2 separate regions of the Homo sapiens genome follow, and region 1 is linked to region 2. Evidence: chromatin contacts called from ENCODE Hi-C or POLR2A ChIA-PET data. All regions are on one chromosome and are shown on one strand. The core of a region is the stretch at or near the end of the contact, and the rest is flanking DNA. Distances in the headings are between cores, read along the strand shown.

Region 1 (2,700 bases), core at 176-2,675, 460 kb before region 2:
AAAAGCTATTGAAATAAGAATCTTTTTAATAAAGAAAATGCCACACAAAAATAATATTGGTTTTCTTCTAATCCTGAAGGCCAATATAAAAGGTAACAAAAGCCTGAGCTCTTTAATTAATGGGTACAAGTTAAGACAGAATCACATCAGGATTTGAAGTTGAACCTGAGCTCAAATCCTGTTCCCATCACTGCTAGCTCTCTGAGGCTTTCCTCTCAACTACAAAGTGGAGATATAATACTAAACAAGCTTACTGGGTTGCTTAACTAATATCTAGAACATACTTAACAGTGTTTCTATTAATGCGAGAACTAACTGTAAGCACTTAGTAAAGAGTAGTCATTATTAAGCAATGATAAATAAAAGCATTTGTATAATTCTTTTTTTAGCTTTTGAAAGCCTTGCACCTAGATTTTCTCATCTAATATTCATTAAAACCCTGAAAGGCCGATCATATCCCCACTTTAGAGATGGGGACACCAAAAAACAAAGAGATGGGAACACCTAGATATATCAGAGATCCTAGTTTTTATTTTATTTATTTATTTATTTATTTTTTTTTTTTGAGACAGAGTGTCGCTCTGTTGCCCAAGCTGGAGTACAGTGACGCAACCTCGGTTCACTGCAAGCTCCGCCTCCCGGGTTCACGCCATTCTGCCTCAGCCTCCCGAGTGAGTAGCTGGGACCACAGGCGTCCGCCACCGCGCCCGGCTAATTTTTTTGTGTTTTTTTAGTAGAGACGGGGTTTCACCATGTTAGCCAGGATGGTCTCGATCTCCTGACCTCGTGATCCGCCCGCCTCGGCCTCCCATAGTGCTTGGATTACAGGCGTGAGCCACCGCGCCCGGCCTGATCCTAGCTTTTTGTAGGTGACTGACCTAGGTGGTACAAGATGTCCTGTACTTGTTCATTTATTCACACATACAACACATATTTATTGACTTCTTACCATAAACTGTTTAAGGAGCCTGGTGGGGATACCGCATAAACAAACAAGCAAAAATAGACAAAAATCTTTGTCTAGAAATATATAAATATAGAACATTTTATAGAATATATGACATAGAAAACAGAAAAAAATAAATATGAAAATAGCCTAATTTTCAGGGTTTTCCTTTTTTTACATACCCTTCATGGTTAACGGTTAGTGGTTAATGGGGATTACCCATTAACTCCCACCCTCCTTCCCAGCTCTCTCCCAAGACTTAGTTTCAGGAACTAGAAAATTCTGATTCAGCTTGGGTGCAATGGCCGCTCAAAGGGCGAGGCTTATTCGAAGCCTCAAATTCAGAAAACCCAGCCAGACCTTGGAAGTTAAGAAGGTGGAAGGCAGATCGCGGAACCAGTGTTCTGATAGTTGTGGTTCTCTGAGGGAAGCCAATTCTGGGGACCGGTAGTGGAAAGCTCTTGCGCTGTTTCCGGCCACCTCAGCGGGAAGCGGAGACGCAAGCAGCTGGATCTCCGGTAACTGAGACATAGGGTATAACTGTTGTCGCGGCGGAGGAAGTGAGGACGGCGCCAAGGGCCTTCCGGGCCAGTGTTGGATCCCTGTAGTTTGTGAAGATGGTGTTGCTAACAATGATCGCCCGAGTGGCGGACGGGCTCCCGCTGGCCGCCTCGATGCAGGAGGACGAACAGGTGAGCTGCTTACTCACGACCCGCGACCCCAAGTCTCTGTCAGCGCGCTTTGCCCTCAGCATCGGATTCCTTCCTAGGACCGGGAGACCTTTGTGACTTCCCGGGCACTCCCGACCTCTCTGAAGTGCGCTTTTATCTTTTGGTGTAGGAGAGACTACCGGCGAAGAGGAAATCTTTCCTGAAGGAGGAGTTAAGTTTTTTGTGTTAGCTGTTTCTCTTTAGAAAAACGCTCTGGAGAAGTGGTAGCTTTGGTTGATTGTGATCACCCAGTGTTCTTTGACTCTTTAGGGACTTTGTTAAAATTCAGGATTTCTAATTTTCTGCTGCTAATAGGACTGCTGATGGATAAATCCTGGGAAAAAATCAGCCAAGTTCTTCAAGTCTATAACGTGGCACCTGATCCTTGACCTAGCTTGCTGACATCTTTTGAAAGTGGGTGAGGTAATATTGCCACATAAAAGCACCTGTTAAATTTCAGTACATCACATTCTTTCAGGATTATCCCCAGTTCCCACCTTCTCCAATACGCCGTACCACATTCCTGCAATACATTGTAACTTATTTTTTTCTTTGTCTTTCAATAACTTGAGTTTCCTAGCGGGCAAACGACGGGTCTTAATCATCTCTTTGTTATCCATACCTTTTACAATAGCTGCTTTATGCTAGTAGGTGCTCAAAAGTATACTGAATTGATTAAAAACAGCACTAACTCCAGATGTCTTAAAAGAAAGATGTTTTGTGTTTTAGAAACACAGTGGAAATTTCTGAAGTAAGACAAGTTTCTGGAGCAAGCTTGGGAGGTTCTGAAGACAAAGCTGAGAATGGAATTTATATAATTTGTTTAAAGTGATCAATTTTATTTTACTTTTCCATACAGTCTAAGTAAAACCTTGAGCCTTAAAAAAAGATGAGATATTGAAAAAATAGTTTGCACATTTCTTCTGTTGGACTTTTCATTCATATATTAATGCAAAAAATTTTTACTGAGCACATCAAATGTGCCAGGCATAGTGTTAATGCAGGGAGTTAGAGTACACAGTCTCTACCTTTGTGGAGCTTACA
Region 2 (2,700 bases), core at 1-2,500:
ATATACTGGATCAGGTGAGGTAGAGACTGGGCAGCTGGGTCGACTACAGAGGTCGAAAGTGCAGGCACTGGAGTGAAGAGTTCACAAAATAAATATTCCGGACAAGGCCACCAGGCCCAGCAGGCCTTTTCAAACACGGTGGATAAAGATTTGAAGTAGATTAATTATATATCACAACAAAAGGAGATAAAAATTTGCTAAGACTATAAATCATCTGGGAGCGTTTGGGATCGGATTCTAGTCGAGTCTGGTCACTCCCAACCAGCGATAAACCAAAGGTGGGGAGGAGGCTAAATCTGGACCCCAGCGCTCCCCGCCCGCCTCCCTTTCCTCCGAAGGCTCCCAGGAGGCAGAGGGGCGGCGAAAGCACGGAGCAGTCTTGCATCAGACGAGGGGCGGGTACGTGTTTGCTGCCTTACGAGGGCTGCCTTCCCCTCCAGCTGCCCCAGCAGCCACCAGACTGGTTGGGTCTCCGCCAGCTTCCCCCCGCCCCCCGACCCCCCCAACCCCGCCACCGCCAAGGCAGGCTAGAATCGGCGGGGCGGCCCAGAACTTGGTTGGGAAGAATCGCCAGTCCCTGGGTTCCCCGCAAAGAAGCCACTTTGGGGCCCCTCTCCCGATCGCCCCGCGCGGAGGCGGTTGGGGGTTGGGGGAGAGGCGGCGCGAGGCTGCCAGAACAATTGCGCGCTAAGGCGCTGGGGCGCCGCGCTGGCATCCCGCGCTGGCATCCGCGAGCAGCCTGCAGGACCAGTTGGAGCAGCCCGCACTTTGCAATGCTAGCGGAGGCATGCCAACGTGAAAGACGCGGTTGCAAACTAAAAGAAAAGTTTGCATCTCGCCGCCGTTTGTTCTTCCCTCTTTCTGCCTCCTCCCGCCCCCGTTCTTCTCTACCCCCCAATCTCAGGAGGCCCCGGAACTAATTGATACGGGGTGCATGCGAGGGGGGCGCGCTGGCCTGGGCGCAGCCAGCCTTTTTCCATGGAGGTTGCCCTAGAGACCTCAATTTTCTCTCTCTCGCCTTACCTGCAGCTCCGCTATCAGCTCCTCTTTGCTAAGGTTCTGCTTTTCCACCACCTGCAGCCCTCCATCTTGCAAGATCTTCCGGCAGCAAGGGTCCAGGCTGTCACTGATGAGCACTTTCCGCAGATTTGCAAAAGCCATTGCTGGAGTTGGCCTCGGAATCGGCCGCTGTGAGTAGAAGTACCTAAGCCAAGAAGCTGCGGTTCGGCCTGGCGCGCTAGAGTAACTGGGCAGTATTCTCCAGCTCCCGCTCCCCAGTCATCTCCTCCTCCTCCTCCTCTTACAGTCTCCTTTTGATTGGACGGAAATACTCAAACTCTCCGCGACTCCGCCTCCTCCTCGCGGCTCTGAGGTTGCCAAATCCCTGCCCGCTTTATTATCCTCCCGCGATGAATTTCTCCATCTCAGCCAAAGCTCTTACCTACACCTGGTGAGCATATAAAAAGCACAATTTACGCTGACTAGCTGATGCATATCTGAAATGAACGGAGAAATACACCTCATCCTGAGAGAAAAACTTCATTTTCACTTTTCCTCCTAAGGATTCATTTATTAATTCCTTACGAAATTTTTTTTGAGTGGGTAAATGTGCAAGGCACTGTGCTAGACGTTGAAGGGAATTCGACTATCAAAAAGAAAATGTCCAACAATGATAGACTGGATTAAGAAAATATGGCACATATACACCATGGAATACTATGCAGCCATAAAAAATGATGAGTTCATGTCCTTTGTAGGGACATGGATGAAATTGGAAATCATCATTCTCAGTAAACTATCGCAAGAACAAAAAACCAAACACCGCATATTCTCACTCATAGGTGGGAATTGAACAATGAGAACACATGGACACAGGAAGGGGAACATCACACTCTGGGGACTGTTGTGGGGTGGGGGGAGGGGGGGAGGGATAGCATTAGGAGATATACCTAATGCTAAATGACGAGTTAATGGGTGCAGCACACCAGCATGGCACATGTATACATATGTAACTAACCTGCGCATTGTGCACATGTACCCTAAAACTTAAAGTATAAAAAAAAAAAAGATACATCCTCTTTCCTCTGGTGGCCTAACATCCTAGAGTACCAAACACACAGACTTGGAAAGTTACGTAGTGAAAAGCAATAGGAAGCTTTCTGAGACACCAAGGAGCTGTGATTAATTTCAAATTAGTGATGCAATGAGAATTATGAGTTTATAAAAGAGCGGGGACCTGGTGCATTTAAACTAGGCATACTTTGTTAAAGTTATTTATTTCCTTTCCCTCCACTTCCTCTCTAATTATGAAAAAGAAGAAAAGGAAAACGGGATGTCAGTGTGGTTTAATTGACCAAGGAGGCACTTCTCAGCTCTTAACTCTTTTATATTTAAACCCCATAACCGACGTGCTCTCTCATGCCCCATTTTACAGAAATGTCAGAAAATTCAATTTGGGATTAAAGTCACCTAGAATCAGAAGCAGAATCAGAGATGCTCATAGTTGAATTAGAATTCAGCTTTATGGACATATCCAGTCCAACTAACCATTGTGTGTTATGTCATCCTGAGCTATTCATAACTCAAGTGCTAGATCCTTATCCTACAGAACTATGCAATATCAATTCTATAAAGTAATGAAAATTCTATACAGATAATTCCTGGGCACAAATCAGATTTTTAGACACAATGTCCTCAGTG

The links. Hi-C counts contacts between places; a loop is a spot of excess contacts on that map. ChIA-PET counts read pairs that join two places held with the same protein, here RNA polymerase II (POLR2A). Pooled maps may share reads with other maps.
Region 1: a pooled map shows a loop between it and region 2 (7-fold over the local background). The contact joins the promoter of SEC22B here to the promoter of PHGDH in region 2. A Hi-C loop is called at or near these places in 1 of 37 single-sample maps with no recorded cell type and 4 of 50 pooled maps. POLR2A ChIA-PET finds 5 or more read pairs at or near these places in 4 of 52 experiments (HEK293T, WTC11 and naive thymus-derived CD8-positive, alpha-beta T cell).

The regions. Positions count from the first base shown.
Region 1 is chr1:120,175,245-120,177,944 of GRCh38, reverse strand. SEC22B (SEC22 homolog B, vesicle trafficking protein) reads left to right here and starts at 1,425. Exons shown (of 5, transcript NM_004892.6): 1 at 1,425-1,638. The coding sequence starts at 1,564. RefSeq lists enhancers at 1,264-1,393, 1,172-1,737, 1,434-1,803, 1,738-2,303.
Region 2 is chr1:119,710,484-119,713,183 of GRCh38, reverse strand. PHGDH (phosphoglycerate dehydrogenase) reads right to left here and starts at 1,250. Exons shown (of 12, transcript NM_006623.4): 1 at 1,024-1,250. The coding sequence starts at 1,161. It overlaps LOC105378937 (a long non-coding RNA gene), which reads left to right and starts at 1,338. Exons shown (of 3, transcript XR_947757.4): 1 at 1,338-1,450. RefSeq lists a silencer at 598-697 and enhancers at 838-927, 978-1,257, 1,398-1,447, 929-1,458.